Regions from separate parts of the Homo sapiens genome. Here region 1 is linked to region 2. A link is a contact called in ENCODE Hi-C or POLR2A ChIA-PET data. All regions are on one chromosome and are shown on one strand. The core of a region is the stretch at or near the end of the contact, and the rest is flanking DNA. Distances in the headings are between cores, read along the strand shown.

Region 1 (4,406 bases), core at 657-3,156, 3.5 Mb after region 2:
AGGCAAAGCGTATAAGAACATACTGAGCCTCCTTGCCACTTTCGACGTTCAACCAATATTTGTTAGGCACTAAATATACATGCAGGACACTTTTCTGTATGTTGTTTCATTTAATTCTTAAATAATCCTTTACAGACTCAGAGAGGTGAAGAGAGTAGCACAGGTAGTATCAGAATTGGGATTCAAACCTGACACATACACTGAGCACTAAGTTAAAACCGGGCACTGGGCAGCTGCTGAGGATGCGATGGTGAGTACAACAGACTGCTTGCTCTTTTTGATATCTAGAATCGTACAGCTCTGCTGTGCTCATCCTTGTCTGTTGTCATTTACTAGTTGACATCTTCGTTGACTACCTAGAAGCAGCTGCTTCGACATCTATCCCAACCTGAATCCCGTCAAAGGGAGATTACAACAAATGTGCTTTTTGTCTATCATCTCTAGCTAGTGTTTCACAGTGGGGGGAGTATCATTTCCTGGGTGACTTTGCATAGAGCAAGCTCCCCAAAGGCCAAGGAATACTCAATCTAGATTCTTCCAATCCTCCGGTACCCACCAAGTCAAAAGAATTCTGGCTCCCTGTAGCTTCATCTAAGTGCTTTTCTGTTAGAGGAGAAAAGTGAGGAAAGCGATGCTCTTTCAATAAGTTCGGCAGGGTGGGGCAAGGAATGGTACAAATTGATTTTTTTTTTTTCTTGAGACAGAGTCTCGCTCTGTCTCCCAGGCTGGAGTGCAGTGGCCCGGTCTCGGCTCACTGCGACCTCCACCTCCCGGATTCAAGCGATTCTCCTGCCTTAGCCTCCAGAGTAGCTGGGACTACAGGCGTACGCCACCACTCCCGGCTAATTTCTGTATTTTTAGTAGAGACGGGGGTTTCACCATATTGGCCAGGCTGGTTTCGAACTCATGACCTTGTGATTCGCCCGCCTCGGCCTCCCAAAGTGTTGGGATTACAGGCGTAAGCCACCGCGCCCGGCCGGTACAAATTAATTTAACACATCTTTTGATAATCTCATCCTTGGTGTTGGAAAAGACGGGAAAATCCAAAAGTGTCTATTTTGTGCCCAAATGCTCAAGTTAATACTCGAGGGCCTTGATCTCTGGCCTCTTGCCATCCCTCTCCCCATTATTTCTGAAGAAGTAGCCATTTTGCAGATTCCGGAGGATGGGAGCCACGGCCGGCCCCTGGTACTGAATCTCATCTCCTTCTCAAGGCTCCTTGGATCAAGTTGGGACCGGCAGCGCCAAGGCTGCTCTCCGTGATTTAGCAGCAACCTAGAGTCAGAGAGACCGGAAGATGGGAGGCCGGGATTCTCAGGTGGGGTCAGGGGTATGCAAAAATCCTTAGCAGCGGCCGCGCCCCCGCCCCGGGGAGGTAATTTGCGGAGGGCGGTGCAGTAGCCTCTCCAGTGCCCGCGTCCCACGGTCTAACGGCACTGCTCCCGGGGTGCGCGGCCCACGACTCAGGCTGCCTCCCCCAACCTGACAAGTGTGCGTCCTTACCACAAAATGCCACCACTTCCCTAAGTGACGCTGGGCCCCGAGGACCTGATTTGAAATCGGTGTTCAGAAGACCGAGCCCGGCTGGACGCAGCTGGCCTCCGGCTGAGAGCGGAGGGGAAGGGTTCCATACTCTCCGAGGATCCCGCGGGCTCGTGGCGTGTGGAACGCTTTTCATCGCTTTCAGTTCCCGTTTCCTTCGCCCCGACTGCCTACTCGGTCGCAGCTAAAGCCCGGAGCGTGGGATCCGGGCCCGGAGGAACGGGATGGCGAACGCGAGCTGCGCCGCGGCCAGGAGCCCGCCGCACCGGGCATGCTCAGTGGCGCGGCCGGCTGGGTGGCCCGCGAGCTGCACCCGGATCTGCTCGGCGGCGGCGACGTGAGCGCGCAGGGGGGCGGCGGCCTCGCCTCGTCTCTCTCTCTGCGCCTGGGTCGGGTGGGTGACGCCGAGAGCCAGAGAGATGTCGGATTTCGACAGTAACCCGTTTGCCGACCCGGATCTCAACAATCCCTTCAAGGTGAGCTTCGGCCCCAGCATCTCCTGCCGCCGCGACGCGTCGTTGTTTGTGAAAACGGACGAGTTCCTTCGCGCCCACTGCGTCTGCCCCTCGGCTCCCCTTAGCAGCCCAGAGAGGGGCGCGGGGCCGCCGTCCTCCATTTGGGGTCGCGCCCCGGCCCCGTGTCACTCCTTTGGGTTTTGGGGCTTGGGGGTGGAACCTCCTCAGCTCGTGCCCGGTCGCCCTTCCACACGTCCCCGACTGGTGAGGGTCGTGTCTGCAGCCGGGACTGGGCCCGCGCGCCCGGAGGGGTCCTGGCCCGCCTCTCAGGAGAGAAAGCCGAGGGCAGGTAGAGTCGCCCCTTGCCAAGCAAGTGTGGCTGGCAGGGCCGGGAGTCGGCGGAGGGGGGCCCGCCCTGGGGTGGGGTTGTCATGGGGACCCGAGGTGGCGGCGGCGGAGAGCTGCGTGGGGTGATGGCAGAGGTGTGGAGGAGGAGAGAGGTGAGGGCACCGAGTATGCTGCAATTAAAAAAAAAAAGGTTATGTTTTTATTTTTTAAACTTGTGTTGCACCCAAATACCACCAGTGGCGCTGCCATCCCCCCTCTTTCTGTTAGGTTGAGGTTGAGGTTATTGATACCAAAGCAAAACTTAAAAATAAACATATCTGGAAAACAATAGTGCACGTGGACGACCTCTTCCCTACCCAGCTGCTTCTAGCAAGGTAAACGATGGGATATTTTCCAAGCTCCTAGTGCGTCACCGGTTCTCTGGGCTATGTGAGGATACCATTTCCTACTTGAGCTGCTTTTCTTCTTGGAGTCGACCTTATCAACCCCGGCTTCGGAAGGGCTTGGCACAGAATCCTGCAAAGGAAGGCGGCTGAGATATTCATCGTCTGCGTTTAAATGAATGCAACATCTAAATAACTCTCTCTTTGAAAGTATTCTGAATTTCCTAATGAGTGTAACTGTTAGCACGTGTAATTTGTTTCCAACTGTTGGTTGAAGTTGTTTCTCAATCCCCCCGGCCATGTGCAGTAGTAACTTTAATTTGCAGTCACACAGAATAAAACAGGAACTCTAATTTGTGGTCACACAAGTGTCACTTCTGGCTTGTTGAGTTTACATCTTTTTACTCCTGGTTTTATCTTTCATTAAGAATCCTGGAAGAGGAAAACTATTTCTGCTCTGATTATTAAATGCCTGATAATTCCAAGGAGGATTATTTTAATGAAATGACCCTGATTATTATTGACAACTCGACTCACTTTGTAGCAGTGTAGAATTAGACTCAGTCACTGTTTCATTGTCCCTAATGTCACTTAAAATTCAGTACAACTGGCCTGTACCTTTCAGTGACATGGTTGCATTTTAAGACTTTTTTTTTTTTCCTGGCAGTTTTGTTTCAATTAGTATTGGACTTGCTTCCATGTTGTGGAAAATCAGGTAGTTCTTAAATGGTAGACTTTCTAAAGAGACCGTTCATAAATTGTTAAATGGGTGTTATTTTAAAATATTTTGAAGATAAAACATCAAGAACCTTTTAGCCTTTCCTAATTCAGATAATTCACTGACGCTGTTTATTCAGCATCTGACGATTTGGCAGTGTATTTTCTACTTGGTCATTCCATTTCATGGTTCATTTCATATTAACTGGCTCTCTTGTTAGGGCAAAACATTGTCTTCATCTTAGCCCAGACTGTCCTTTTGTGACATCTGATATTGCCATGACACTTTTCCTCTTCTGACATTCATAAAGTTGCTGTAGTAATTCTAAACCCAGGAGTTGTTTTAAATATTCATTGTGGCATAACGTTATAAATCTTTTTTGTTCTTTTATAAGTGGATGTATCCAGGACAATGATTATTCAAGTTTGTAAAATGCATCAGGGACAGATCATTTAGGTCTAAAGTAGACTTGGTTGTACACATATTTCTGCTTATGATCTTTCTCTGTTTTTGGTGACTGTTATAGCACTGTCAGTGTATCTGACCCTTTATTTTTCCATTTATGTTCACCTGCCCCTCCTCCTCACAAAGTATAGTTTTATATCTATATTTTGTCTTTTTACTTCTGCTTATATTTATGTAAAAGTGATTTTTGAAATAACATTTCTGATACTCTACTTAAATCTGAAATGTTTCTAGAATCATTTGAGTTACTTTATGATCATTTTTCTTTTTTTACTTTTTTTTTTTTTTTGAGACGGAGTCTTGCACTGTTGCCCCGGCTGGAGTGCAATGGCGTGATCTCAACTCACCACAACCTCTGCCTCCCGTGTTCAAGTGATTCTCCTGCCTCAACCTCCCTAGTAGCTGGTATTACAGGTGCCCGCCACCACACCCGGCTAATTCTTTGTATTTTTAGTAGAGACAGGGTTTCATTGTATTGGCCAGGCTGGTCTTGAA
Region 2 (4,597 bases), core at 106-2,605:
TTCGGTGAATTCCCTCCAGGGCCCAAATGTGTGCATTATGCAACAGCCAGCACTCCCGATTGTAATCCCTGTCTGTGATGCAATGACAAAATATAAATGGCTTGGGTATAATCTGCTCAGTTCGTAAGTAGTAATTCGCAAGAAGCCAACGAATTAAAAGAATTCCCAAATTCTCAGGAACCTTGAAAATGACAAATTGTGTCACAGTTCTGTGAGAATCACAATGAAAACTTTCCCTTCTGGAAATTTTTTAGAAATATGTCCCTCCGGTCCCAATCCCCCAAAAACCCGTACACACGTTTTAATTTACGTTAGGAACGGCTCTCCCAGCGGGGGAAGGTGACCTGCATCAGGTGGTTATCTTCGAATCCACCCGATACGATACCCACGCCGCTTCCCAGACGCTGAAAAGCCAGTGAGATGCTTCATCCTTTCTCCCCAAGGACAGTCATGGGAGTCAGTGTAATCCAGACCCCCGAGCCATAAACCACCCAGGGTTCAAGGCTTCACCTCCTGAGGCACAGGCCTCTTGAAAAATGGCATAATGGAGAGCTGAGAACACAATTAGGACAAAACTGCAACGACCAGCATTCCAGAGGAGGGAGAATCATACAATATCTGTTCCAAAAGTAGTTACAGGTAAAGGAAGGCGGTCAGAGCATCTCTGGAGGCCACCTGGTCGGGTGAACCGAGTCTAAACGCTGAAGTTCCACACCTCCCCGAGTCCGCGTCTCCCCAAGCCAAAGCAATCAGCTCGCACGCCAAGCATCCAGGTGGGGAGAGGGCGAGGGGAGGGGGCGGCAAGCCGCAGCTGCGAACCGGCCCGCGGCGGAGGCGAGCGAAGACGGGCATTCCCTCACACAAAATGGTGGCGCCGAGGCGGAGGCCGGCGCACCTGGGGGCGCCACACGCCCTACGGGATCCCCGCAGACCGCCGCCAGCTGGACGCGAGCCCCGGGTCCAGGCGGCCCGCACTGGTCTGCGCCAGGCCCAGCCCGCAGGGGCCGCCCACAGCCGGTGGCCCGCGTCGCCGCTCGGTGTCCGCGGGTCTGGTGCTGGCGGGGGCGCGGGGCCCGGCGCGGCCGTCTCGGCCTCACCCAGCGGTCCGCGCCGGGGAGAGGGAGCGCACTCACCTCAGACGCGCCCCGGGAGCCGCTGGAAGAGCCCGGGAAAGGAGGCGGAGCCGCGCGAATGAATGGAGCCGGCGGCTGCTCGCTGGCGACCTCCGGCCGGTCCCAGGCCGCACAGCTCGCGGCTGCCAGGGCGAGTGCGGCTGCCTCCCGCTCGCCCCGGACGCCCGGCTCCTCGTCGCGGGTCGGCCGCGGCCCACCGTGCCCTCCGACGACGTGACGCACTAGCGCCGCAGCGCCTCCAGCCTTCGCTTCCGCTCCGCGCCCGCGCCCACCGCGAATCCCCCCGCCCGCCAGCGCGGAGCGGCCCCTCCTCGGAGCCTGGGACGCCGCCCTGCCTCCCTCCAGCCCCGGCTTTCAGGCGCCGGCCCGGCAGGTGCGGGCTTGGCCAGCCCGGGGGCGTCACGCGGCCCCCGCCTCGCCACCCGCGCCCCCTCTCTCCGCCCCGGCCGCCGTCACCCGGCAGCGCGACGCCCAGCTCAGGGCAATGGCCTGGTATTAAAGAGTGACCTTGGCTTAGATATAAAAATAGATGCGGTTAAGCCGCGGGGGCTGCAACGCTGATTTTGCGTATTCCTTTAATGCCGACCTTCGCAGGATTCTGTTCGCATAGCCCGGTGGAGTTCTCCAGCCCCGCGTAGGCCCTCCTGAAATTTACCCAGAGTGGGCGCGGCCATCCCGGCCTCGGGACAGGGGTGCAGAGGGCACGGGCGAGGACCGCCGGCCTCCGCCCCACCACTTTCATCCTAAACCTACTGCCACTTAGGTGCATGCAAGTTAGAATCGTGGGCTGCTTTCACAGTCTACAGAAGTCCTAGAGCCCGGACTTTCATCTGGAGATGTCAGGGAAATACCACATTCCTGCGCTGACCTTTTCTCTTTCACCGTTTAACCGGTACAGAATAACCCTGACCCAGAAAGACAACAGGGTTCCATCCGGCTTTCCTCCCGTGCCTCTCCCAGCTCTATTCTACCGTCTTATGGCCTCTGGCGCCTTTGCTAATTACACACTCCTACTGAAAATTAGCCCTCCAGCATTTAAAACATGATAAATTGTCTTTAAGGTAATGCGTATTGTAGTCTAAATATATTTAATAACTGTATTGAGAAACAATATTGTATCTAAGTATTAATGTCAAGACTTTCTTTTACTCATCATCCAAGAACCGTAGTATTATGTTCAGCTCATCCAGAAAAGTTGAAAATTGCTTCTTTCATTCCTGGGAAATATTTAGCAATCACAATACCAACTTTCACGAATTTACTAATGATTAGCAAAATTAGCAAGATCAAAAAATACTTCAAAGAATGCTTGTTGATATAGATATATTTGACCCTGATTTTTAAAAAAAGCTTTTCTGCCATATAAGAATCTATTGTTTCATTTGTATAATATTTAATTAGCCAAAATCTTTACTATTACACATCATTTACCATTTTAATGAAACTTAATGAATTAGATTTAATAGAGCAGGAATTTTGGGTAGTTGGGTTCTACCCATAGCCAGTGATGAATGAAATTATATGACTTGTATTTACATTTCTAGAGCTATGTGTAAGTAGGAGTCCCCAGGGTAATCCCAAACAATTGCCATTTGGGGAAGCTTTGGCTACCAGACTATGCCCTACAGATGTTGAAGCCTCAGGCCTTAGTGTAAAGCTAACCAATACAACTTGTTGATAATATTTGAAATGCCTGGGTGTGATTGACTCTTAGCTATTGTTTTAGAAGTATGCGGGTATTTGTGCCTGGGTCAGGGAGGCCTGGCTCCCAGATGTCTGGCTATTCTGGTAGGAGACAGAACTACATTCACCCAGACCTATAAAAGAAAAGGTCCAATTTTTTTTTTTTTTTTTTTTTTTTTTTTTGAGACAGGGTTTCACTCCCACAGCCTAGGCAGGCTGGAATGCAATGGCGCGATCTCGACTCACTGCAACCTCTGCCTCCCAAGCTCAAGCGATTCTCCGGCGTCAGCCTCCGGAAGAGCTGGGACAGAGGTGCACACCAACGCACCTCGCTAATTTTTGTAGAGACGGAGTTTCGCCATGCTGCCCAGGCTGGTCCTGAACTTCTGAGCTCAAGCGATCCGCCCGCCTCGGCCTCCCAAAGTGCTGGGATTACAGGCGTGAGCCACTGCGCCAGGCCTGATTCTCTTTTCCCTACTTGCAAATGACACTATTTTTGAGAGTTTTTGGTTTTTTCTTTTTAAATCACCATTGACTTCCCTCTTTGGCTGAGATAAATTTTGCTTATCTTAGTGGGCAAAGAACAACAACTAAAAACATGAGCCTTTGTCAGATTAGTATATGCTGAAAATTGTTACCACAATATTTTGAAATATGCTTTGAGGCTTTTTTCTGAACCGTTTTTAGAGTAAAAGGATTATTGCTTTGGTTTTTGTTTTTGCAATGCTTGCTTTAATTATTACTTTGTTATTAGCAAAGGAAACATGTTAAGAGTTCGTTCTGATTGTATTTTTCCTCTATGTTTAAAGAGGAGTGGAACCATCTTAAGTAAAAGAAGCTTGCCACAACCCTGGATTTTGGAGGTTACTAATACACATGACCCAGAAAAGAGCTCTTTAGTTGCACTGGGGAAGAGGAATTCTTAATAGCTAAAATCATAACTGATGTTTTTGACAGCTAACAAATTGCCAGGCACTCTACAGACTTCTTTATGGAAATTAATTCACTTAATCCTCTTACCATCCTTGCAGGTATACACTGTTACCCCCAGTTTACCTAAGAGGAGTCTTGAGGCACACAGAGAAACTAAGCAATTTGCCCATGGTCACACAGATAGTAATCCTAGCATGTTGGCTCAAGAGCACACTCCCTTAACCAGAATTCCATACTGCCTTAAATGTGCACAAAATCCTATACCATATGGATAGATTTTGCTTTTGAAGCCCTAAAACATACTAAATGTCCTATACTTTCAAGTTTAAATAATTTCTTAGATCTAGTATTTTCCCAGACAGGAAGGAAGAATTAAAACTAGTTACAAGTTTACAAGTTAGAAAGAAAACTTGTAAAAACTTCCTCTGGTATATACTAAGCAAAATTTTATAATCTGTTAGTTTTTGAAAAACACATTTTTCATTTTTACATCATTTAAGTGTAATTGCTCTCCAAGTCCCGTCCCCCAGTTCCAGGGCATAATTACAAGTTTTCATTCTGTTTATTTAGCGCGTGGAAAAGACACATTTCCTTAGAAAGATTTATCATCATCTTTGACACTCCAATAAGACATAAATATGTTGGGAACAGGCCCCCCCAAAATCTCGCCATCAACTGGCCCCAAAACTGGCCATAAACAAAATCTTTGCACCACTGTGACATGTTCGTGATGGCCGTGACGCCCACGCTGGAAGGTTGTGGGTTTACCAGAATGAGGGCAAGGAACACCTGGCCCACCCAGGGCGGAAAACCGCTTAAAGGCGTTCTTAAACCACAAACGATAGCAT

The links. Hi-C counts contacts between places; a loop is a spot of excess contacts on that map. ChIA-PET counts read pairs that join two places held with the same protein, here RNA polymerase II (POLR2A).
Region 1: a map of CD8-positive, alpha-beta T cell shows a loop between it and region 2 (12-fold over the local background). The contact joins the promoter of SCAMP1 here to the promoter of FAM169A in region 2. A Hi-C loop is called at or near these places in 1 of 168 maps with a recorded cell type or tissue (CD8-positive, alpha-beta T cell). POLR2A ChIA-PET finds 5 or more read pairs at or near these places in 1 of 52 experiments (naive thymus-derived CD8-positive, alpha-beta T cell).

The regions. Positions count from the first base shown.
Region 1 is chr5:78,358,711-78,363,116 of GRCh38, forward strand. SCAMP1 (secretory carrier membrane protein 1) reads left to right here and starts at 1,907. Exons shown (of 9, transcript NM_004866.6): 1 at 1,907-2,018. The coding sequence starts at 1,962. SCAMP1-AS1 (SCAMP1 antisense RNA 1) reads right to left here and starts at 1,831. Exons shown (of 2, transcript NR_105014.1): 1 at 1,504-1,831; 2 at 54-1,275. RefSeq lists enhancers at 959-1,555, 1,357-1,446, 1,477-1,636, 1,556-2,152, 2,547-2,666 and silencers at 1,817-1,906, 2,337-2,456.
Region 2 is chr5:74,865,032-74,869,628 of GRCh38, forward strand. FAM169A (family with sequence similarity 169 member A) reads right to left here and starts at 1,356. Exons shown (of 13, transcript NM_001376049.1): 1 at 1,134-1,356. It overlaps FAM169A-AS1 (FAM169A antisense RNA 1), which reads left to right and starts at 862. Exons shown (of 1, transcript NR_134288.1): 1 at 862-2,244. RefSeq lists silencers at 803-972, 1,043-1,292.